Linked DNA regions of Homo sapiens: regions 1, 2 and 3 are each linked to region 4. A link is a loop called in an ENCODE intact Hi-C map of the cell type or tissue named here. Cell type or tissue: heart right ventricle. All regions are shown on one strand. Links, peaks and the distances in the headings refer to the core of each region. The heading gives the core; the rest is flanking DNA. Region 1 holds the start of LOC124903136 (a long non-coding RNA gene). Region 2 has its middle 24 kb from the start of C1QTNF9B. Region 3 has its middle 120 kb from the start of C1QTNF9B. Region 4 overlaps SPATA13 (spermatogenesis associated 13).

The links. A loop is a pair of places that touch in the nucleus more often than their neighbours do. Peaks named below come from ENCODE experiments on the same cell type or tissue, not always from the same donor. Only the 100,000 strongest peaks of a DNase experiment are listed, where the experiment ranks them.
Region 1: it touches region 4 in a loop (15-fold over the local background); 92 of 110 quality-filtered maps call a loop at or near these places.
Region 2: a loop joins it to region 4, with 14 times the contacts of the local background. A loop is called at or near these places in 83 of 110 quality-filtered maps.
Region 3: a loop joins it to region 4, with 11 times the contacts of the local background. A loop is called at or near these places in 100 of 110 quality-filtered maps.

Annotation. Positions count from the first base shown.
Region 1 is chr13:24,050,949-24,056,593 of GRCh38, reverse strand. It overlaps LOC124903136 (a long non-coding RNA gene), which reads left to right and starts at 3,039. Exons shown (of 2, transcript XR_007063723.1): 1 at 3,039-3,086; 2 at 4,222-4,408. It also overlaps a transcript of SPATA13 not described here. In heart right ventricle, for the core only: CTCF peaks have their summits at 2,792, 2,991 (motif pointing left) and 3,846; a DNase peak (open chromatin) is centred at 2,969; H3K4me3 peaks cover 647 bases; H3K27ac peaks cover 2,427 bases.
Region 2 is chr13:23,918,402-23,924,046 of GRCh38, reverse strand. It overlaps the pseudogene ANKRD20A19P. Among named protein-coding and RNA genes, the nearest start is that of C1QTNF9B, 24 kb to the right of the region's middle. In heart right ventricle, for the core only: a CTCF peak has its summit at 2,500 (motif pointing left); no DNase peak of the experiment used is centred there.
Region 3 is chr13:24,018,000-24,023,644 of GRCh38, reverse strand. It overlaps a transcript of SPATA13 not described here. Among named protein-coding and RNA genes, the nearest start is that of C1QTNF9B, 120 kb to the right of the region's middle. In heart right ventricle, for the core only: a CTCF peak has its summit at 3,139; a DNase peak (open chromatin) is centred at 3,134.
Region 4 is chr13:24,217,622-24,223,266 of GRCh38, reverse strand. It overlaps SPATA13 (spermatogenesis associated 13), which reads right to left. Exons shown (of 13, transcript NM_001166271.3): 2 at 1-448. The coding sequence starts at 337. Among named protein-coding and RNA genes, the nearest start is that of SPATA13-AS1, 34 kb to the left of the region's middle. RefSeq lists enhancers at 1-8, 1,882-2,176, 5,442-5,645. In heart right ventricle, for the core only: CTCF peaks have their summits at 2,753 and 2,954 (motif pointing right); no DNase peak of the experiment used is centred there; H3K27ac peaks cover 892 bases.

The DNA.
Region 1 (5,645 bases), core at 987-4,986, 170 kb after region 4:
TGTGGGTGCAGCAGTAGGCAATTCACACAACATGGAATTTACATTGCAGAAGAGAAGAAACAGTCAAACATATAATTAACAGTGACACTTAGGACAGAAGGACAGAGGTCCATGGGAGCATGTAAGGTGAGCATCTAATCCATCATATGTCTTGTATGGAAATGGAATAACAAGCCTAAAGGTAAGTTTATCCTTTTGCTACTTGAAAAGCCGAAATGCAGATCTACGTGGTTAACCAGATGTGTAACCTTTGCCTGTCCACCCCTTTCCAAAACTTCCAAAGCATCTCTAAATGGGTCCTAATGCACTTGAAGGTGGACATATAGTAGATATTCACTGAGGCTGTTCTGGACACTTTGTTCTATTCCTTCATCACTTCTAGTTTTAACTTTTCCTATTTATTCATTTGATACAAACTGACTCACTTCCTCTATTCAACTGTTTCAACATCTGTGAAATTCTGAGGGGTGCCCTTCATCCCATCTTTCTATCATAACCATGAGCTCTACCATTTTAGAGGACTTTTCATGGAGAAATGTGTTGGCTCCTTCCATCCATAAAGCCTGTTGTTAACATACTCTCCAAGTCACTTGAACCACTGATGCTAATATGGAATATCCTCATGTCTCCTTGCATCACAAACATCCAAAACCACTTTCCATAAAAAGGCACGGCATTGCCAACGCCATTTGTCTAATGTAGCGTGGTCACTTTATTCTGGACCCGTGCGGTGGTGGATTGGACTCCTCGGCCAATGAGAGCAGATTTCCACAGAGCCCACTTGGCTTAGAATTAGGACATCCAAGAATATTCAGAGTTGGAAAGTAATTTTGAGATTGTCTATTCCATCTTTATTATTGGTCAAGGAGAACACTGAGGACCTAGGAAAGTGGGTGGCTTAGCCAAAGGCACCTGGCGAGTAAAGTCCCACAGCACCTGAGAGCTGGTATTGGAACCCTTGTTCTCGAATACTTCTGTTTCCTGCCACCATCCCAGAATCCCTGCAGCCTAGCACTGTGCCTGGTAGAGCAACACACAAAACATGGTTTCTCAGTGAATGCATGGTTACTAAAGGTGCTTCGGGCACTGTTCTAAGACCTCTGCATGTTTTAACTCATTTACTCTCCCTACCAGTTCAGTAAGGTAGGTCCTGTTACCATCCTCCATCTCCCTAGGCAGACAGAAATTAAGATATTTGCCTAAGAAAACACAGATAGAAAAGGACAAGGTCGAGATTTGAACCCAGGCATGCTGATTGCATCTGGGATCTTACACGATGCACTGTACCCGCAATGAAAGGATGAATACATAACATCTATAACACTGAAGGAGAAGGAGAGGACTGGGGAAGCAATTTAAGAACAACAACAAGATAGAAACTGATGTCATTTAAGTGTATAAGATTTTCACAAAGACACATGCTTTGTAACAAATATGCACATGAATTGCAGGCTGATCGCTCTGTGCCATATATGTAAAGCGTACAACCTTCAGGCTGCTGGAGGCTGTAGGCTTGCTCAGAATGTAAAATATGACAGGGCACAACATTGGCATATAAAGTTTGAATTACAGCAGCTGGCATTATATTGTTTATAAAAATTGAATTATGAGTGTAAAATAATAGTCATAATAACCAGCTTCTGAAAGGTAGCTAGCTAAATTGACTTAATGTTTAAATGCTGGGACATATGATCACAAGAAGTGAGCGCTGTTATTGTATGATCTGTCACACAATTTTTTTTTAGAAGAGGTTACACTTCATAAGTGACTGAATTCATTTTTCCAGTTTAAAAAATGAATATTCTCCATTTTATATACAAGTGAAAAATGCATATCCTCCTTAACCTTTTCTCCTGTGAGGTAGTATTAAACCTGTACACACTGGTTAAGAACCATCATAAATTAACGGTGCGCTACTATTATTATATTTCACATATTTTCTCTTCTGTACTCTTTAGAGTTCTATTAAATGCATTTTAAAAGTTCTTAGAGTTTGTGTTTTGGGGGTAACTATGAATTGCTGCTACATGTCAAAGTTAATTTAAACTAAAAATGCGTATCTGGTTTGCACATTAGACAGCTAAGCTTACAATATGGTCCTTGCAGTGTCATACAATTTCCCCTAACACTAAATTGGAAAGTTATCTCTGGGCATGCTGCTATTTCTAATGCCACCACTGCCACTGCCAGTAGTAGCCTTAGTGATGGCTTCTTGGAAATCTCCCACTTGGATACTTGGACAGAGCTAATTTCGTTAAACTTCACATTCATCTATCTAAGATGGCTGCAGATGGATTTGCAGTTCTCTTTAAATCCACCCTGAAAGATTTCTTCCCTTTTCCTGGCTAAATGAACCAGTGGTCTCACACTGCATAGTTGCTGTGGGGTGTGATGGGAACTCCGGGCTTCTGGCCTTGGAAGTGGCAGACGAGGGATCTCTCATGGTGTCCTTGACCTGACTCCTCTTTGTGGGCTTCTTCACCTCCTCCTCCATGCTGCCCTCTCCATGGTTCACGGTGGCCCTGAGCACAGGGTGCCTGTTCTTCAGAGTGTCCCCGCAGGGCAGAGCTGTCCAGGAGCCTCCGTCACCCCAACGACACAGAGGCAGCTGTGGCTCTCTCATTTTTACAGACTCTCTATGCCTCAAGCACATAGACACCCCATAATAACACTTCCTTTGTGAGTTCACTAATGTTTGGAAAATCCCTTGTGAATTCCTACTTCATGGCATTAACAAGAATCCATTCCTGAAAATGTGAATGGTTCTGTTGGTTTCAAACAGCCATCAAGAAAACTAAGGGGTTGTTTTGGTGTCTTAAAATTCTTGTCTGAGTCTCAGTGGCTGAGACAGCAGCCCCAAAATCATACAGAAGTGAAACCCAAACATTGCCTTCCTCACGTCAGCAGATTCCAAGGACGACAGGATGGAGCCCCAGGTGTCTTAGACAGCTCAGCCCCAAAGTGGGTGCTCCTGGGACATCTAGTGGCCATAGAGAAAAATACTCCCACCGTGGGCCCAGGTGGCAAGGGAAGTCTATAAGGGTGCTTAGATACCAAGTGCATTCAACCTCCCCACTTCTAGCCAGGTAAGAAAGCTGAGATCCCAGGTAAGAACGGCTTGCTCAATTTCACATCTCCAATAGGAGGTGTTGGTACTTACTTCTCGTAGATCATTTCTACCCGAATTTTGTTATGCAGGAACTCCACGTGAATCAGCCATGGAATGAGTGGTTGAGAAGTTTTAGCGGCCTAGAGTTCACTAGATATTTGCATCAAATGCAGTGATTTTCCGAATTCTATTACACATTCCTTTGTGGATCACAGCACTGAGGCCGAATCCTAGCTCTGAAACTCTATGCTAACTTACCTCCTGCAAGACCTTTCCTGAATTCCACGATTATAAAATGCAAGTACACAAAAATGTTCTTGCTGCTCAGATACTTGATGCTTTATATCTAAAACAAGAATGTCACGGAGAAAAACAAGTTTGTGTTCTAGGTACGGATAGGTCTCAGAAAATTGAAACAAAACAATAAAAGAGAATTCCTATTTTTCAGCCCAAAGAGCAGCAGGAGAGAAGAGAAAATCCAAGAGAATTGGGAATTAGAGCTGTTATGCAAGGTAGAGAAAGGAAAAATCAAAAGCCAAGGTTCCCAGTCCCAAAATATCCCTGCAGGAAGCTAAGTGAAACAATTTTCCACAGAAAGCATGAGACATGTAGTATAAATAATGTGGTGGGCAGGGCACAGTGGCGGGGAGGATCCCCTGGCGGCAGGGGGAAGTGCTGCACGGGCCCCTGAGCTGCTGGCTGCCTCCCGCCACAGGAACGCAGTCGTGGGTCCAAGGCCAGGATGCTGAATATTTATATTCTGTTTATAAAATATGCCTTTTATTGAGAAATTTAGACACACTCTACTGTGTCCAAAGAGTCCTTAAACTCACATCCTTTCCATTTTCCATGTTCTCTTGTCACCAGGCCAGTATCCACAGCCTGGCTTTCATCTGGAAACGGGAGGGTGAGGAGAGGTGCTGTGGTGGAGATTCCTCACAACTGCCCAGAACATTAATGTCTCACATCATGGGTTTAAAAGAAAAAAAAAAACATATATTTCTTTTTATCAATAGTTAGAACCCTGAATGAAAGTGTTGGTCATTCTGAATTTTCTAAAATTTATTTTTATTTTTTAAATAATAGTTTGTTGTTGTTGTTCTTGTTTGTAGCGATGGGATCTCGTTAACGCTGCTCAGCCTGACCTCAAACTCCTGGCCTCAAGCAATCCTCTGGCCTCAGCCTCTCAAATTGCTGGGATTATAATCCTGAGCCACTGCACCAGGCCTATTCAGAATTCTAATATGCAACTGATTCTTAGTGATAACCAAGAAATAAAGACTTGGAGCTCAAATTGTGCCCGAGGCCTGCGATTCTTGAGAACCGTGCTTCCTCCTCCCTTTCTTCCATTTGGAATTGCGTTAAGCACAGAGACCCGAGGAGCCTGGACACAGCACAGGATGCTGGTGTAAGAAGCCAAACCCTGCGTCCAAACACAGGGACTCCTCACCAGCTGGTAGGGCTTCAGTGCACGCAGAGGAAGCCAAAGGACTGGCAAGGTGCACAGATGAGGTGGGAGGACCAGAGCCAGGACGTCTGAACCTGGTGAGGAGCTGCAGGGGTGGGCCGGGGCTGAGGAGGAGGAACAGGTGCCGGGGAACTCCTAGGACCCCAGGCTGGCGGCCACTGCCTCCTCTGTCCCTTGGGCATCTCCCTCTGCCCTGCCCTGGAGAACATAACTCTTAGCAGGCTCTTGCAGCCTAGACTTTTGATAGCACTGCTGCCTCTGACTCCAATCGCTACCACTTCCCCCCTAAAGCTCCCACCTCTGAAGATTCGCCTCATATCATCTCCTCTGTGTAATCTCTTCTCAGCTTCCCCTTGCCCCTAAGTCCCCACCCCTCCATCCCCAAACAGGGAGCATTGTCTCCGCTGGCTCCACTCTACTAGACCAGCAGGGAGACGGAGGAAGCATTTACTCCCTGGCTTCCTTCTATGGACCACCCACTGGGCATAATCTCCTCCCCTAAGGGTTGGGTGTGCATGAGTATGTCCCAAGTGCCATCGCCCAGGCAGGTGCAAGGATGTGTGAAACTGGAGGCGAGAGCCTGGCAGGCTGTACCTGGTGTGGCTGAAAGGAGATAGGGAGGGATGCCAGGCAGTCCTTAAGAGGACCTGGGGAAGATTCATCTTCAACCCCAGACAAGGGTCATTCACCTGAAATGCCAGGACCAGGAAGTCCTGCCGGCTGCAGGCACAGCATGTCCAACGTGATTGGAAATCACTTCCTGCTGTTCATGTCCTCTTGGAAGGTCAGGTGGCCACTGCAACAAGGTATGTGCTGCGTGGAGACTGGGGAGCAGAACTAGGGTCTCCAAAAACTTCAGGAGGCTAGCCCCAGCAGTGCTCACTTGGAGTTCATTTGCTCAGTGACATTCATAAAAGGTGGGGGAAATCCGGAGAAGGAAAGAGGTGCTCCCACAGCTACCCAGCTGGTGGATGGCAGATATGGGTCTATAGCCTGCTTAGCTCACAGTACACTCACCTGCAAAAACAGCTGGAAAACCCTCAGGTAACACAACTCAGATATTTTAGT
Region 2 (5,645 bases), core at 688-4,687, 300 kb after region 4:
TTCCCACAACTCAGGAGGCTGAAGTAGGAGAATCTCTGGAGCCCGGGAAGTCAAGGCTGCAGTGAGCCAAGATTGAGCCACTGCACTCCAGCCTGGGTGACACAGCGAGACCGTTTCTAAAACAAAAACAGAAACAAAAATCCTTGAGTGTCCAACACAAGATGACTGTAGGACTAACCCAGTAGGATGAGTCTGAAAAAAGCTCTGGTCCACTCTTTCTCTACCTTCTCTACCAGATGTCTGGTACTGGCCTCTGCTTGCCTCTCATGAGTTCTGTGAAGATTGCAAAAGATAAGTGTAAGTAAAATTTTTTATTAAATAGTGTTTTAACACCAAAAATATGTCAGAGCTTGTCTACTGTATGCGATTGTAGTTTTAAAATTGTTCTAAAGAAATGCACAACGTGCAGGTTTGTTGCATATGTATACATGTGCCATGTTGGTGTGCTGCCCCCATTAACTCATCATTTACAATAGGTATTTCTATTAATGCCATCCTTCCCCCCTCCCTGCACCCCAGTGCGTGATGTTCCCCACCCTGTGTCCAAGTGTTCTCGTTGTTCAGTTCCCACCTATGAGTGAGAACATGCGGTGTTTGGTTTTCTGTCCTTGCGATAGTTTGCTCAGAATGATGGTTTCCAGCTTCATCCATGTCCCTACAAAGGACATGAACTCATCCTTTTTTATGGCTGCATACTATTCCATGGTGTTAAAGTATTATAATAATAATAAAAAAAAGAAGTACATGTATTTCTAGGAGGATTTCTAAGAAACAAGTACTTCCAACAAATTAGGGAAAAAGAAAAATTGCTGTTTTTGATTACTTGCTGACATCACAATATTTTGGCTATACTGTGTTACAAAATTGGTGTTACCTATTTATTTTTAATTTTTATAACGTGGCTCCTAGAACATTTAAAGTCATATATGTGGCTTCTGCTGTTCAAATTACTTTTTTACTGGTCTAGACCTTTTTTTTATTTTAACCACATATCCACCTAGGTGTTCCACTTGCATCTCTATCTCAGAAAATCTCAAGCCAGTTTCTCTCTTTCTCCAAATACACTTTTTCCATATCTTATTTTCTCAAGACAGAAGCCAAAACCATTGCTCCCACCCCCAAATGCCTAGTGAATACTATTGATTTTGTCTCCACAATCTCTTGATTCCAGTAGTTTCCCTCCAGATCTACTGACCTGTCCTAGCTGAGGCGTACACTCTTTCTTCCTGGATTATTGCACCATCCTCCTATATGAAATCCTTGAATTCAGTCTCACTCTCTCAAACCAGAGTAGCTGTTTTCTAAAGGAAATCTTATTTCCTCATCTTCCTGCTTGAAATGTCTCAGTTCCTTCCCATCTAGCTTAGTGTGACACAATTGTGCCCCAGTCTGGCTCTGGTCTACTTGCCCAGTTTTATTTACTATCTCTCCATAACAGGTGCCCTAAATTCTAGCCACACCAACGGCTTTCAGTGCTCTGAATGCGTCCCTCCATGCCTGGGTACTTTAGCCATGCTTTTCCCCAGTCAGACATTGTAGGCTGGGCACCTTCCAAGGCAAATCTTAGGCCCCACTTCAAACACTTCAATGGCCATGACTCAGGGGCTCTTCCAGGAGCCATGCAGATTACTCTCAGATTCCCCATACTCCATGCATGTCATACATCTCTATTCAATGCAACACCATGCTGAATTAGAATTGCCGATTTTAAGATGGTCACTGTTTCAGATGCATTTTGACACTCTTAAAAGTGACTGATACTGAGCAGGTCTTGACTGGATAAATCCCTCAATCTTTTCTCCCGGCCCTATCACCTTGCCTACATTTTTCTCTTGCCTGAGTCTTAACAGGTAACACTTGCTGCCTTCTGGAATGGCTCTGCTGATAAGATTCTTGGGGATGCCATTTAGAAATACTTGCATTTAAAGAGTATGTGGGATGATGAATATGTTAATTTACTTGACTACAATAACCATTTCACTATGTATAAATATGTCAATATATCATGTTTTACTTCTTAAATATATGTAATTAATAAACCAAGACTTTTTTAAAAGCCAGAAATGATTGTGTTTAGGAAACCAATTTAGATATTTTAAAAATTAGCCCTCAAAGACGTTTTCAAGTATTTTTTTTCAGCACCCTTGTACAAGTCACTCATTACCTGGGAAAAATTAAGCATTTGACATTGAGGAATAATTCAGAGCAACAATTTTAGAGAAGAATGAGAGAGCTGAGCTGGTAATCAAAAAGAACTAAAGCCATCTTCAAAGGCAGTTAGCTCCTAGCATTGTAACCACAGCACCAGAGGTGGGGCCTGCCCTCTGTCTTGCACACATCCCCCTCAGGCTGAGCAAGGTGTTATTTTTAACTACTTTGTGAATTACAATTCCCCTCATGCCTATGTTAATCATTCCCCATTTCACAAGGATGCCCTTCTGTAATGAAAAAACTGTACAGGATAGTTTGTCTCAAGGCGCCCTCTAGTGGTAATACCAGAGATCACAATCAAAGAAAGTTAATTTACCGAGTGCCAGAATGTGCCAAGAGTAATAATAGTACTTGACTTTTTAAAAAATAAAACTGTCTTTATTCACAAATTACTTTATTGAATAACTAGGAAATCCAATCGACAACAAGAACAATACAAACTTCTGGAACAAATAAGTGAGTTTAGCAAGGTCTCAAAATACAAGATTAATATACAAAAGCCCATTTCTTTCCTATATGTCAATAAAGAGCAATTCGAATTTGAAATTTTAAAAAATACAGTTTACAATAGCATCAAAAAATAATGAGGTATTTACAATTATACATGTAACAAAATACATACAGGATATATATGTGAAAAACTACAAAACACTGATGAATCAGAATATTTAAATACATGGAGAGAGAGTTCATGTTCGTATATTGGAAGACAATTTTTTAAAATAATTTCAACTTGTGTTTTAGATTCAGGGAGCCCACGTGCAGGTTTGTTACGTGGCTGTATTGCATGATGCTGAGGTTTGCATTGTGATTGATTCCATCACCCAGGTACTAAGCATAGCACCCAAGAGTTAGTTTTTCACACATTGCCCACTTCTTGCCCTCTGCCATTTAGTAGTCCCCAGTGTTTATTATTGCCACCTTTATGTCTATGAGTACCCAATGTTTAGCTGCCACTTACAAGTAAGAGCATGCAGTATTTAGTTTTCTGTTAATTTTATGTTAATTTGCTTAGGATAATGGCATCCAGCTGCATCCATGTTGCTGCAAGAAAACATGATTTCATTCTTTTTTATGGCCATAGTGTATATGTACCACATTTTCTTTATCCAGTTCACCATTGATGGGCACCTAGGTTTATTCCATGTCTTTGCTATTGTGAAACGTGCTGCCATGAACATAGGAGTGCATATGTCTTTTTGGAAGAATGGTTTATTTTCTTTTGTATATATACTCAGTAATGGAATTGCTGGGTTGAATGCTAGTTCTAAGTTTTTTGAGAAATCTTCAAACAGCTTTCTATAGTGGCTGAACTAAATTACACTCCCACCAGCAGTGTATAAGCATTCCCTTTTCTCTACCGCCTTGCCAGCATCTGTCATTTTTTGACTTTTTAATAATAGCCATCCTGATGATATCTCACCATGGTTTCGATTTGCATTTCTCTGATGATTAATGAGGTTGAGTATTTTTTTTTCATATGTTTGTTGGCCACCCTGTGTCTTTTTTGAGAACTGTCTCTTTACATCTTTTGCCCACTTTTTAATGGGGTCATTTGCTTTTTGCTTGTTGAATTGTTTAGGCTCCTTATAGATTCTGGATATTAGACCTTTTTCAGATGCATAGTTTGCAAATATTTTATCCCATTTTGTAGGTTGTGCGTTTACAGTGTTGATAGTTTATTTTGCTGTGCAGAAGCTCTTTAGTTTAATTAGGTTCCACTTGTCAATTTTTGTTTCTGTTTCAAATGTTTTGAGGACTCCAAATTCTTTCTTAAGGCCAATGTATAGAATGGTATTTTCTAGGTTTTCTCCTAGGACTCTTATAGTTTGAAATCTTACATTTAAATCTTTAATCCATCTTGAGTTAATGTTTGTATATGGTATAAGCTAAGGGGGTCCAGTTTCATTCTTCTGCACATGGCTAGCCAGTTATGCCAGCACCTTTTATTGAATAGGAAGTCTTTTCCCCATTATTTATTTTTGTCTAATCTGTTGTAGATCAGATGATTAGAGGTGTGCATCTTTATTTCTTGGGTCTCTATACTGTTCCAGTGGTCTATGTGTCTATTTTTGTGCCGGTATCATGTTGTTCTGGTTAATGTAGCCTGATAGGATATAGTACAAAGTCGGGTCATGTAATGCCTTAAACTTTGTTCTTTTTGCTTAGGACTTCTTCGGCTATATGGGCTCTTTCTCGGTTCCATATGAGGATTAGAACAGTTTTTTCCTAATTCTGTGAAAAATGGCATTGGTAGTTTGATAGAAATAGCATTGAACTTATAGATTGTTTTGGGCAATAGTGATTCTTCCAATCCATGAGCATGAATGTTTTCCCATTTATTTGTGTCATCTCTGATTTCTTTCAGCAATGTTTTGTAGTTCTCTTAGTAGAGATATTAACTTCCTCAGTTAGATGTATTCCTAAGTATTTTTTAATGGACATCGTAAATGGGATTGCATTCTTGATTTGGCTCTGAGCTTGAATGTTACTGGTATATATAAATGCTACTAATTTTTGTACATTGATTTTGTATCCTGAAACTTTGCTGAAATTAAAATCATTGAACAGTTCCAGGAGCCTTTTAGCAGAGTCTTCAGGGTTCTCTAGGTATAGAATCATATCATCAGTGAAGAGAGTTTGACTTCCTCTTTTCCTATATGGATGCCTTTAATTTCTTTCTCTTGCCTGATTGCTCTGGCTAGGACTTACAGTACTATGTTGAATAGGAGTGGTGAGAGATGATATCCTTGTCTTACTCTCAAGGGGAATGCTTCCAGCTTTTGCCCATTCAGCATGATGATGGCTATAAGTCTGTCATAGATAGCTCTTAATATTTTGAGGTTTGTTCCTTTGATGTCTAGATTGTTGAGGGGTTTTATCATGAAAGCATGTTGGATTGTATCAAAAGCTTTGTCCACATCTATGGAGATAAACTGTGGTTTCTTGTTTTAATCCTGTTTATGTGGTGAATCACATTTATTGATTAACATTTGTTGAACTAACCTTGCACCTCAGGAATACAGCCTACTTGATCATGGAGAATTAACTTCTTGATTTGCTGCTGCATTCATTAGTATTTGTTTGAGGATTTTTGCATCTATGTTCATCAGGGATATTGACCTGTAGTTTTCTTGTATAGCTATGTCTTTGCAAGATTTTGGTAACAGGATGACACTGTCTTTGTAGATTGATTTAGGGAGGAGTCCCACCTCCTTGATTTTTTTGGGATTAGGTTCAGCAGAATTGGCACCAGCTCTTCTTTGTACATCTGGTAGAATTCAGCTGTGAATCCGTCAAGTTTGTGGCTTTTTTTGGTTGGAGTTTTTAAGTTTTTTAAATTACTGATTCAATTATGGAACTCAATATTGGTTTGTTCAGGGTTTCAATTTCTTCCTGATTCAGTCTTAGGAGGTTGTGGGTTCCCAGGAATG
Region 3 (5,645 bases), core at 1,138-5,137, 200 kb after region 4:
AGGACCCTTGTTATTACACTGGGCTTTCTAGATAATCTAGGATCATCTCCTTATTTTAGGATCAGCTGATTAGCAACCTTAAGTCCATCTGCAACCTAATTCTTCTTTACCATTGAAAGTAACACATTCACAAATGCCAGGGAATAGGACATGGACATCTTCCAGGGACTATTATTCTGCTTGCCACACTATGAAACAACCTGCATTATTCCCTACTTTTCTATTGAAATTAGAAGATAAAAAGCAAAGTATCCAAATCAGTTATATCTTCACTCCAGAGAAATGAATTTACTGAGCTATGCCTTAATGTCTACAGCTTTCACAGAAGATTCATGTGTATTTGCATACACACCATGGAATACTATACAGCCATAAAAAAGGATGAGTTCATGTCCTTTGCAGGGACATGGATGAAGTTGGAAATCATGATTCTGAGCAACCTATCACAAAGACAGAAAACCAAACACCGAATGTTCTCACTGATAGGTGGGAATTGAACAATGAGACACAGGCTGGGGAACATAACACACAGGGGCCTGTCATGGGGTGGGAGGTGAGGGGAGGGATAGCATTGGGAGAAATACCTAATGTAAATGACGGGTTGAAGGATGCAGCGGGCCAGCATGGTACATGTATACCTATGTAACGAGCTTGCACGCTGTGCACATGTACCCTAGAACTTAAAGTATAATAATAATAAAAAAAAAGAAGATTCAAGTGTATTTGAACAACCTCTATATAGTTTTTTTAGAAAATGGTAACTAAAGTTTTTGTCCAGCTCATGATTCAATGTTTCTTTTTCTACAAGAGCCTGCCTTGTACATTTTGCTTGAGTCTAATTCCAGGAAAACTTATGTTCCTGCAGAAGTAGTCATCAGTGAAAACAACATGGCCCACAATGGTGACCCCAAATCCTCCCACATGCTGCCAGAAAACATAAGAGCTAAATTCATTCCACTTCCTGTAGATGGTTTCTTCTTGTTTTAGCCCCAAAAAATTCTTATTTTAGTTTTCAAAAATTGTGGTGGAAAACATATAACTTAAAATTCACCATCTTAACCATTTTCAAGTGTGCAGCTCAGTAAAGTACATTTTCACACTATTTTGTAAGAGATCAGAAGGTTTTTGTCTTGCAAAACTGAAACTCTGTACTCATTAAACATTACTTTAAAATTTTAAAGTTACCTCTAGTATGCTAAGAAGTACTCATTTCTATCTTAAAAAGAAAATGGCTTTAAATTATTTTGAAAGTTTTACAAGTGCTTTATCAGTTTCAGAATACTGCAATTAAGAAACATTAAGATTTTTCGCCAGGCGCAGTGGCTCACGCCTATAATCCCAGCACTTTGGGAGGCTAAGGCTGGGTGGATCACCTGAGGTCAGGAGTTCGAGACCAGCCTGGCCAACATGGTGAAACCCCATCTCTACACAAAAATTAGCCAGGCATGGTGGCAGGTGCCTGTAGTCCCAGCTACTCGGGAGGCTGAGACAGGAGAATTGCTTGAATCTGGGAGGTGGAAGCTGCAGTGAGATGAGATTGCACTCCAGCCTTCAAGAGATAGAGCAAGACTCCATTTGAAAAAAAAAAAAAAAGAAAGAAAAGAGAAAAGAAACATTAAGATTTTCCAACAACTGGCCGGGCGCAGTGGCTCACGCCTGTAATCCCAGCACTTTGGGAGGCCGAGGCAGGCAGATTACGAGGTCAGGAGATCGAGACCATCCTGCCTAATACGGTGAAACCCCATCTCTACTAAAAATATAAAAAATTAGTCAGGCGTGGTGGCGGGCGCCTGTAGTCCCAGCTACTCGGGAGGCTGAGGCAGGAGAATGGTGTGAACCCGGGAGGTGGAGCTTGCAGTGAGCCAAGATCATGCCGCTGCACTCCAGCCTGGGCGACAGAGTGAGACTCCATCTCAAAAAAAAAAAAAGATTTTCCAACAACCTTCACAGAGTATGACTTCAATTAACATCTGGTGAATAATGCCCAATGCACGGCGTATACAGTCACAGATTAAGAGATCATTTGGTCAAATTTTGACGTTCAAAACAATTAGAGACAAGTCAGTCCTTGGGCATTTATGTTTGAGTACAATGCAGCCCAACCTAGCTTTTCAGCCTGATACTGGTTTTTAATTTTTATATTTTTTGTTAAGAGACAAGGTCTCGTTCTGTCACCCAGACTGGAGTAGAGTGGTACAATCATAGCTCACTGTAGCCTCAAACTCCTGGGCTCAAGTGATCCTCCTGACTCAGCTTCCAAAGTAGCTGGGACTACAGGTGCAACTCACTGTCTGCCCTATGCCTGATATTCTCTTAATCATCTTTATGCAAGCTATGCTTTGAGCAAACAGGCATCTTCAGGATTCTCCAAACTTTCTTTCCTTATGCTGTGCTCCGCACTTGGAATACTCCCCATTCTCTGTCAACTCCCAGAAATGCTCCAGCCCTTCTTAGAGGCCAGCTCCTCTCTCCTGCCTCTCCTAATACCTTCCTTTCTGTGGAAACTCAATATACCTTCCTTATATATTGTGTTCTACTTTATAATGCAGGTGTGCACACACAGACATGCACATGTTTATGAGCCACTCCAATTATTTATTTATTGAGATGGAGTCTCAATCTGTCACACAGGCTGGAGTGCAGTGTCTCGATCTAGGCCCTGTGCAACCACCGCCTCCTGGGTTCAAGCAATTATCTGCCTCAGCCTCCTGAGTAGCTGGGATTATAGGCACCCACCACCATGCCCAGCTAATTTTTGTATTTTTAGTAGAGACCGGTTTTCACCATCTCGGCCAGGCTGGTCTTGAACTCGTGACCTTGTGATCCACCCACCTCAGCCTTCCAAAGTGCTGGAATTATAGGCATGAGTCATCTCGCCCGGCCCAAATTATTTATTTTTATGCCCACTTTTAGCATAAAGTGCCTTGTAAATAACATGTACTAAAAAGTATTCATTGAATTTAACTGAAATGTCTCTTAATTAACTGCATAACTTCTGCTTTAATAGAAATGAAAATCATACTACTGCTTATTACAATGTAAGTTAAATTTTATAGATGGATTATCTGAATAGTTTAGCCTGATGGACTGTTAAAGGTTAAATACAATTCGTTTAAGGTTCAACAGCTCCCTCTCACGGCCTCTGAGGGAAACTGGGTTTGTGGGCCAAGAATGGTTTCCAACTCAAATGGATTGTGAATCTGCTTTTAAAATACTAATATATTCTACTTAAGCATTAATGAAAAATTTGATTAAGGTTAAAAAACAAAAAAGTTTTCATAAAGTCACATGTACACAGCACTATATTTTTGCCTTTTTCATAACTTAGAACAATGTCAACTGCATATTGGTTAGAAGTTCAAGCACTCTAACTATAAAATGAAATGCTTAAGTTTGAAATGGAACAGTTTAAAACAAGGAACTAAGTAAAATACCAAAACATTAAAACACACAGATCTCAAAAAAATCCAAATTCCTCAAGTCATCATCCCAAATGTTGGTGTGTTTCATGCCAACAGGGAGAAGCTGTATGCAGCTGGTTAAGTCTGGCTGTCGGTGAGGCTTGGTGCTCTGAGGTGGACTTCCTAAGATAGAAGCTGGAGTCCGCACCTCACACAATGAGTGCAATAAAGATAGAGCTTAAAGGTAAGCTTCAATAAACGTAGATGTCTGAATTCTGACATGGGGGCAAAGAGGTGTGGCTGGCCTGAAAACCACAGAAAGACTCCAGGGCGAGAGAGATGAGACTCCTAACCCTACCAGTCTTCACTGGCATGTTGAAATCTATGCCTGTGAACGCTAATGTGACCTCACTGATAATAGAAGCTTTTCCTAAACACCAAATGATTCTCTACCCTTGGACTCCCATTGCTCTACAGAGCCCTAAGCTGCCTAGGATTCCAACGAGTATTTCAAAATGTCATTTTTTTTTTAGCAGTCCTATTTTATTTTTTAAATAAAATCTGACCTCAGAGAAGCATTATCATTAATGATATTTATTCTAATTATAAAGTACACACAAGAGGAAGAAAGAGAATGCACTAGTAATATTCTGCTCAAGAAAAGTTTCCTAGCTATTTAGCATGTGATATTAAAAATGCTTTAAAATACACATAAATATTTGGCTAGGTAATGGATCTGTAAGTTCACAAACAAAACATAATTACAAAAGTATGCAGAAATTTTAACTAGCTCCACTGCTATCAAACCATACAGTATAAAACTATATACTGTTTTTCTTTTATAAATAAGAATCATGGCCGGGTGTGGTGGCTCACGCCTGTAATCCCAGCACTTTGGGAGGCCGAGGCGGGCGGATCACGAGGTCAGGAGATCGAGACCATCCCGGCTAAAACGGTGAAACCCCGTCTCTACTAAAAATACAAAAAATTAGCTGGGCGTAGTGGCGGGCGCCTGTAGTCCCAGCTACTTGGGAGGCTGAGGCAGGAGAATGGCGTGAACCCGGGAGGCGGAGCTTACAGTGAGCCGAGATCCCGCCACTGCACTCCAGCCTGGGCGACAGAGCGAGACTCCGTCTCAAAAAAAAAAAAATAATAATAATAATAATAAGAATCATATAACTTAGGAGCCCCTTCTTTAGACACGTTCACTTTCCCTGAATATCAACCAAATTCTAATATGTCTGTTGAGATCCACTCAATCAGATATGCCTCAGTATTCTTCTGCATCTTAAATATTTGAAATGTCCTAAAACAGACAAATTAAGTTTTTCATACTTTGTCATAATTATTTCTCGAGTGTACACCAAATGCTTTTGAAGTAACACACAAAGATATGTGACTGATAATCCACTCGTATGATACACAAAACGTTGGAACCTAAATGCTGTAATGTAATTCTTCTCACAAACAAATGTGAATAGTTAAAAATTTCAAAAAAAATGCATCAGTTAAGTAAAACACAGGACAAATAGCAAATGAAAAGTCAATGTTAGGTGAGGCCTATGGTGCAGATCAATAAGTAACCCTCTGCTAAAACATCAAACAAGCAGCGCTCACCTCGCCAATTAGCTGTGCCTCTGTGTCATCATTGGCTATTAATGCGTAGACCTCTCAGGTTTTCTGAGACCTAAACATAATCTCAAATTAAATTATCTAAATTTTGTATTGTCTAGCTCGTTAAAGATTTTCAGAAGCTGCGTTCCACTTTAATTGGAGAAAAAGGAATTTAAAAAGATATTTCATTTATTACCTAAAAGACCTTCCTCAGATTCTTTACTTGTTAGTCTTTAGTTGGGTCCAACAGGTAAATCACAGTTACAAATAATGCTAAGATGGAAAAAACGATCTTTTGCAACATTTCTATTTGTCCATCAAAAAAGACATTTTGACCTTACAACTATGAAGTGGTTTGTAATACAGTTTAATCTACAACAGGACTTAAGTATGTCATATTTATGAACACGTGCACATTTCTATTAAAATGTGTTCAACTCTAAGGTTATATTCATCCAGTAACAAACATACAAAACCCAAAACACTCCCAGGTTTTTATCACAGTAAAGTATCTTAAAATGTAAGACTCGTGATTGGTTTTCCACGGGTGTAAGGTGATTCATTTGTATTTGCTTTCAAAACAAAATCATTCCCAAGTTTGCCTATAAATGGATTGGCCACACTAGCAGA
Region 4 (5,645 bases), core at 631-4,630:
ATCCCATTTTCCGGAAGGAGGCGAGGGTGTTCCATGTGGAGGAGTTCCCCACCAGGACCATGGAGTGGGGCCGCTCGGGGTGGGCACCCGTCCTCTTCCGACTGGTGGAAAAGAGGCGCACAAGCTTGGCTGGGCTGAGTTTGGCTTCCTGGGTGTCCGTGTCGCCACCAGGGCTGCAGCCACAGACTCCATTTCCACACGCAAGGGAGGTCACCATCTTGGCGTCTTTCAGGTCCGAGCCTGCACAGGGGGCTGCGGGGCCTGGCCCGAGGCCGTTTGGGGCAGTGGTCATGTTCTCCAGGCAGGGTGCCCAGGGCCGCACGGCAGCCTGGGTCATGGCCACGGGCACTGCCGAGTCCGCAGACCGCAGCTCCAGGCCTTCATCTCCAGGAATGCCGTCCTGGCACTCACACCTGCCTTGCACATCGGGCTCCTGGGTGGCCACGGGCTGCAGTGAAAGACAAAGCAGGCGGTTTAGCCATTTCCCACGCAGTAGCCCCTCTGCTCACAGAAGAAGAGGCACGCTCCAGCACAGGGCTGGTCAGATGAAAGCTACTTCAAACTCAATTAAAACTGTACATTTCCCCTCCATTCACTTCATAAGTTGAAGGAAAGATGCAAATATACATCCCTGGACAGAGAAGGGTAATTATGGGCTGTGCCACGGACATGAAGGTAAACTCCTGAGCTCACTGGAACCTGTGTAGGTGAGACTAGGAAAAAAACCGCTGGAATGAAAATATCTAGGTATCATTCAACACTATCTTTTCTTCTTATTTGAAATGGAAAAAAAAATAATTAGGAAATACCAAAAGAAAACCTCACAACGATTTCAAAAGCATGACATTAAAATGGCAGCCTGTGTTGAATCCAACATACCGAATACTCAAACCAAGTGCTGGCACACGCAGGAATAAGCATGAGGAGCAGAGATGGAGCCCCACATGCTGGCAGCTGCCTCCTGTCCAGGAGGGCTGAGACGCCCAAACACTAACTGAGAGCCTCACAGGGCCACCTAGACACAGGCGGGAAGGACTCAGCAAGGACATGCCAGGGCAGCCTCTGAGAAGGAAACACATTGGTGGGGGTCTTTTTCCAACTGGCCATACAGCAGAGAGAAGTGAGGATGCTGCTGAAGTATATTAGAAATTCAGGGTTGGGTGCAGTGGCTCACGCCTGTAATCCTAACACTTTGGGAGTCCGAGGCACGTGGATCACCTGAGGTCAGACGTTCGAGACCAGCCTGGCCAATATCATGAAACCTCATCTCTACTAAAAATTCAAAAATTAGCCAGGCGTGGTGATGTGCACCTATAATCCTAGCTACTCGGGAGGCTGAAGCAGGAGAATCGCTTGAACCTGGGAGACAGAAGTTGCAGTGAGCCAAGATTGCGCCACTGCACTCCAAACTGGGCGACAGAGTGAGTGAGACTCCGTCTCAAAAAAAAAAAAAAAAAAAATTCAGAGGTAAGAATTCAAATTAAACAAATTCGGCATCTTTTTCCTCTTCCCACGTGCCCTGACAACCACACACTACTGCACCCATGCCCATCCCACACATCCACTTCCACACCTTCCCCCAATACCTGTATCCATATCTTTACTGCACACACCTGTATACATACTTTCCCACACACCTGTGTCCATGCCTTCCCCACACACCTGTGTCCATCCCTTCCCCTCAGATCTTGTCCATGCTTTCCCCATCATGCACATCTGTGTCCAAACCCTTCAACCCCACACCTGGGTCCATGGCCCTCCCCTGAAAAATGAAAATCCTGCTCCCCCTTAACCTTTCCCATCAGGCCAAGACCTGCTTAGCCTTCAAGTGATAGCCTACATGTCTCAGCCCCCCGTTCTCAATAAATAGTTACTGGATGAATGAATGATAGATTATGATAATAACCATAAAAGACTACCAACTTTTAAGTACTTACTATATGTCAGGCCTCTGCCCTAAGGTCTTGGAAAACATAACGTCACTGAGTACACACAGAAACCTAAGAGGTCACAGAATGACTTGCATTTTTCAGACAACCAGATGGATACTCAGGCAGGTTAGGTCATTTGCCTGGGAGTCCTGCAGCTGTCCCCACAAAGCCCACACTCTTCTCCACTGCAGTAAACTAATGAACAGAGAAGCACAATGGGCATCTGTACCCCAGGCATCTGACTCCAATTCCTGGGCCTCACGACCCTGACTGTAAATAAATCCCAAAAATCTTTAGACATCAGTCAATGCCATTACCTCCAAGGCCACAGAGGCCAAAGGCAAGAGAGGAACAAGAGGAGGACATTTTTTAAAGATCTTGAGATCAGATCCCAATTTAGCGTATCCCTATCAAGTGCAGAATCTGACCCCATGCAAACAGAAACATCTCTCTTCTGCTCCTACGCCCCATGTTCTTGATGGGTTCTATTTTTATTTGCCCCTACATCATTTCCAGTGAGAAGGGATTCCCACAGACAGCCATAGGTAAAGGGTCAAAGAGTTGATTCCACCCGGGACAAGGGAGGCTACGATGACTTAGACCATCAGCCAATTCCATTCATCAGAAGACTGATGGGCTACCACACGCCCTCTGCAGTTTAATGTTCTAATGGAGGAATTAGGGGGCCAGAGGAGCTGGGGGTTACATTTGGATGAGCCACATAAGCAGAGGCTTGAATCATCTCTGCGATGAGACTGGATATGAAGCCTGTAACCAGTTGCAAAGTAAGTTCAACATTTGATATCACCTATCCAACCTCATGTGCTCTAGAAGGGATAGGGAATTTCATTGTTTCAGCATCTCAGAATCATGAAATGAATGAGATTGTTTAATCAAAAGGTCAAGTCCAGTTCACAGGCACTGACATTAGTAGTAATGGTCTTCTTATGACTCGCACTGAATACAGAAGAGAAGGCATGATTTCTGCCTTGTAATTCAGGGGATTAGACAGCTTCCTGACACCACCAGAGGGCACTATAAGACCTTTTATAACCAAGAAGGAAACAAGGGCCCAAGACATGGGAATCGGCCTAACCTTGGTGCTGTCATATGGCTCTTGAGTCAGTCATTTCAGTGATCTGTATTTCAGTGCTGTCTACAGAGGAAGAGGTACCAACATTTATGCATATACCCACTTCATGAGCATCTACTGGGTACAAGCGTCTGTGCGGGTCCCATGAGGAATTCAAGGCAATGATAAGGTAATCGCTCATTCTAGATAAGAAACTGGCAAGAGCAAAGCAACAGTCAACGACACACAGTACAACTGGGAGGCAGTACATTTGGGGGACCAGGTGTCTGACTGACCCAGGAATGAAGGGTATCTCAGGATATGGGACTTTCAGGGTTGAAACCAGCAAAGTTCCTTGCAAATGGGGTAACTGATCACTCTACAGTAAGTAGAACAGTATCATTGGAAGGAAAGCTCAGTGCGATAAATTAGTAAAATTAAGGTGAAAGTGGGTTTAGAAAAGCCTACACATCCTTAATCTAATACCTCATCATTCTTTGAGACGAACTGCAGGTGTCTCCTTCCCCAGGAATTCCTTCCTGAGCCCCCTGCAATGAATGAAATCCCTTACTCTGTGCTTCCACAGGCCTTCAGGCATCTCATCAAATTGTTTTTACCAAAATGGATTATAATGATAGCTTTATATGGCTGCCTTCAAACAAGACTGTGCACTCTCTGAGGGTAAGAATGCTGTGCTTTGCACACTTAGATTTAACTTCGATGTGAAGTCGTATCAGTTATCCTGCCTTGTCTAATCCGTACCAAGGTAAGAAGTTGTTACAACCCACTATGTTTTTATAGAGTGAAGAAGTTGAAATTTTCTAACACTCAGAACTTAATTTCTAGGATTCAGATTTCATAAAACACATGCAAAAAATTGGGGTTTCTAATTGGGACAATATGCTTTTTAAACGACCAGTGACTTAGTATTTTGTTCCTGAGCTGAACAACGTGATTGTTGTGTGCTGCTAAGAATGAAACTGAAAATTATGGAAAAAAAGCCTTTTCCTGGAATTTCTGAGTAACATACCAAGTTGCATTATTTAGAACTAATAATTTGACCTCAATTAACTAACCAAGGGTTGCAATTCAATTAGTGGTTTTGTAGCAAGTCTTATAAATTGTGGGAACTCTGCCAGAGATAGGAAGAGAACAGAACTAAGAAAGAATTTCAGATAGGAATATTGTGAAATCCACTGTCTACAAGCTGGATTCTAGGGTGTATGAACTTTAGAATGAAACTTTTTTTTTTTTTTTTTTGGTGATAATGAGAATTTGCACCAAAAACAAACAAACAAAAAAATGAAACAAACAAACAAAAAAGCTTCTGACCAGTAATTTTTAAATAAAAACTTAAATTTGAAATTCAGGAATATAGAACAGATTAAATGTACAAAAAAGCAGGAAGGTTTTTGTAATATACTCATCATGTACATCAGGAGTGTCTAACCTTCTGGCTTTCCTGGGTCACATTGAAAGAATTGTCTTGGGCCACACATAAAACACACTAACACAACTGCTGATGAGATTAAAAAAAAAATCGCAAAAAAAAAAACCCCTCATAATGTTTTACCAAAGTTTACGAATTTGTGTTGGGCCACATTCAAAGCTTCCCTGGGCCACATGCAGCCTGCGGCCCACTGGTTAGAGAAGCTTGATTTACATGATAACAAAGTGACACTGAAAGAAAACATATTGAAATCCAAAATGCTGAAGGAGTGAGTGCAGACCCTTAAATCACAGCTGCACAGAATGTTGCCCTAGGGAACATGTGACCCCTATTCATGCCAGTGAGGATGCTAGGGCCCAGTGAGGCTGAGTAGCTTACTACCATTGCTGTAGTGACAGCCCAGCAGGGTGGAAATCAGAGGGTCCACCCCAGCACTGCTACCTCCTGGCCAGAACCTGGGGGTCATGCTAGACCCTCTTCCTTCCCTACAGATTACACCAGGTCTAAGCGACTCTACTGCATGCCCACCAGCCCTTTGTCGGCATGGTGGCTGGTGCCTCATTCCCAGCCTGCATTACCTTCCACCTGGATGACCATGGTCTGGCTCACTGCCCACCCATCCTTCACTCTGCTGCCAGAGTCCATTCCACACTGCAGATGGGTGTGTCACTGAACCAGGGTCACTGGCTGCCTGTGGACTTTGAGGAGATGTTGAATGTCCTGTGCCTAATACAGGACGCCTTTCCCTCCAGCAGGGCTGAGCTATTTGTCATGATCCTCACACCACCATGCCTTTGCGAGTTTTGTCTGCTCTCAGGCTCTTTCTCCAGCCATTGTTATCTCTCTGTTTTGGGAACCACAATTCCCAGATTCCTGACAAATGGCTTCTGTCCAGGTTTGGCAGTGGGCAGTGGTGGTGGGAGGTGACTTGAGGGTTGGGGGAAGGGAGTTGCCACAGTATTTTGTGGGCACGTGCAGCAGCTGTGGTGTCTCTGTGGCTCCAGCCCTGCTGGGAAGCTCCTCCCTCCCAGGTCCGAGGTCCTGTGGGCAGCACCAACTCCCAGCTCAAGCAACACGCCCTCTTGTTTACCACTCCAGCCCAGGGGCTGGTAGCAACTTCCTGCTATTGCACTGTCTTCTGTTTCTCAGCTGTATAAAAATAACCCCTGTATTAGATTCTCTGTTTGAAATA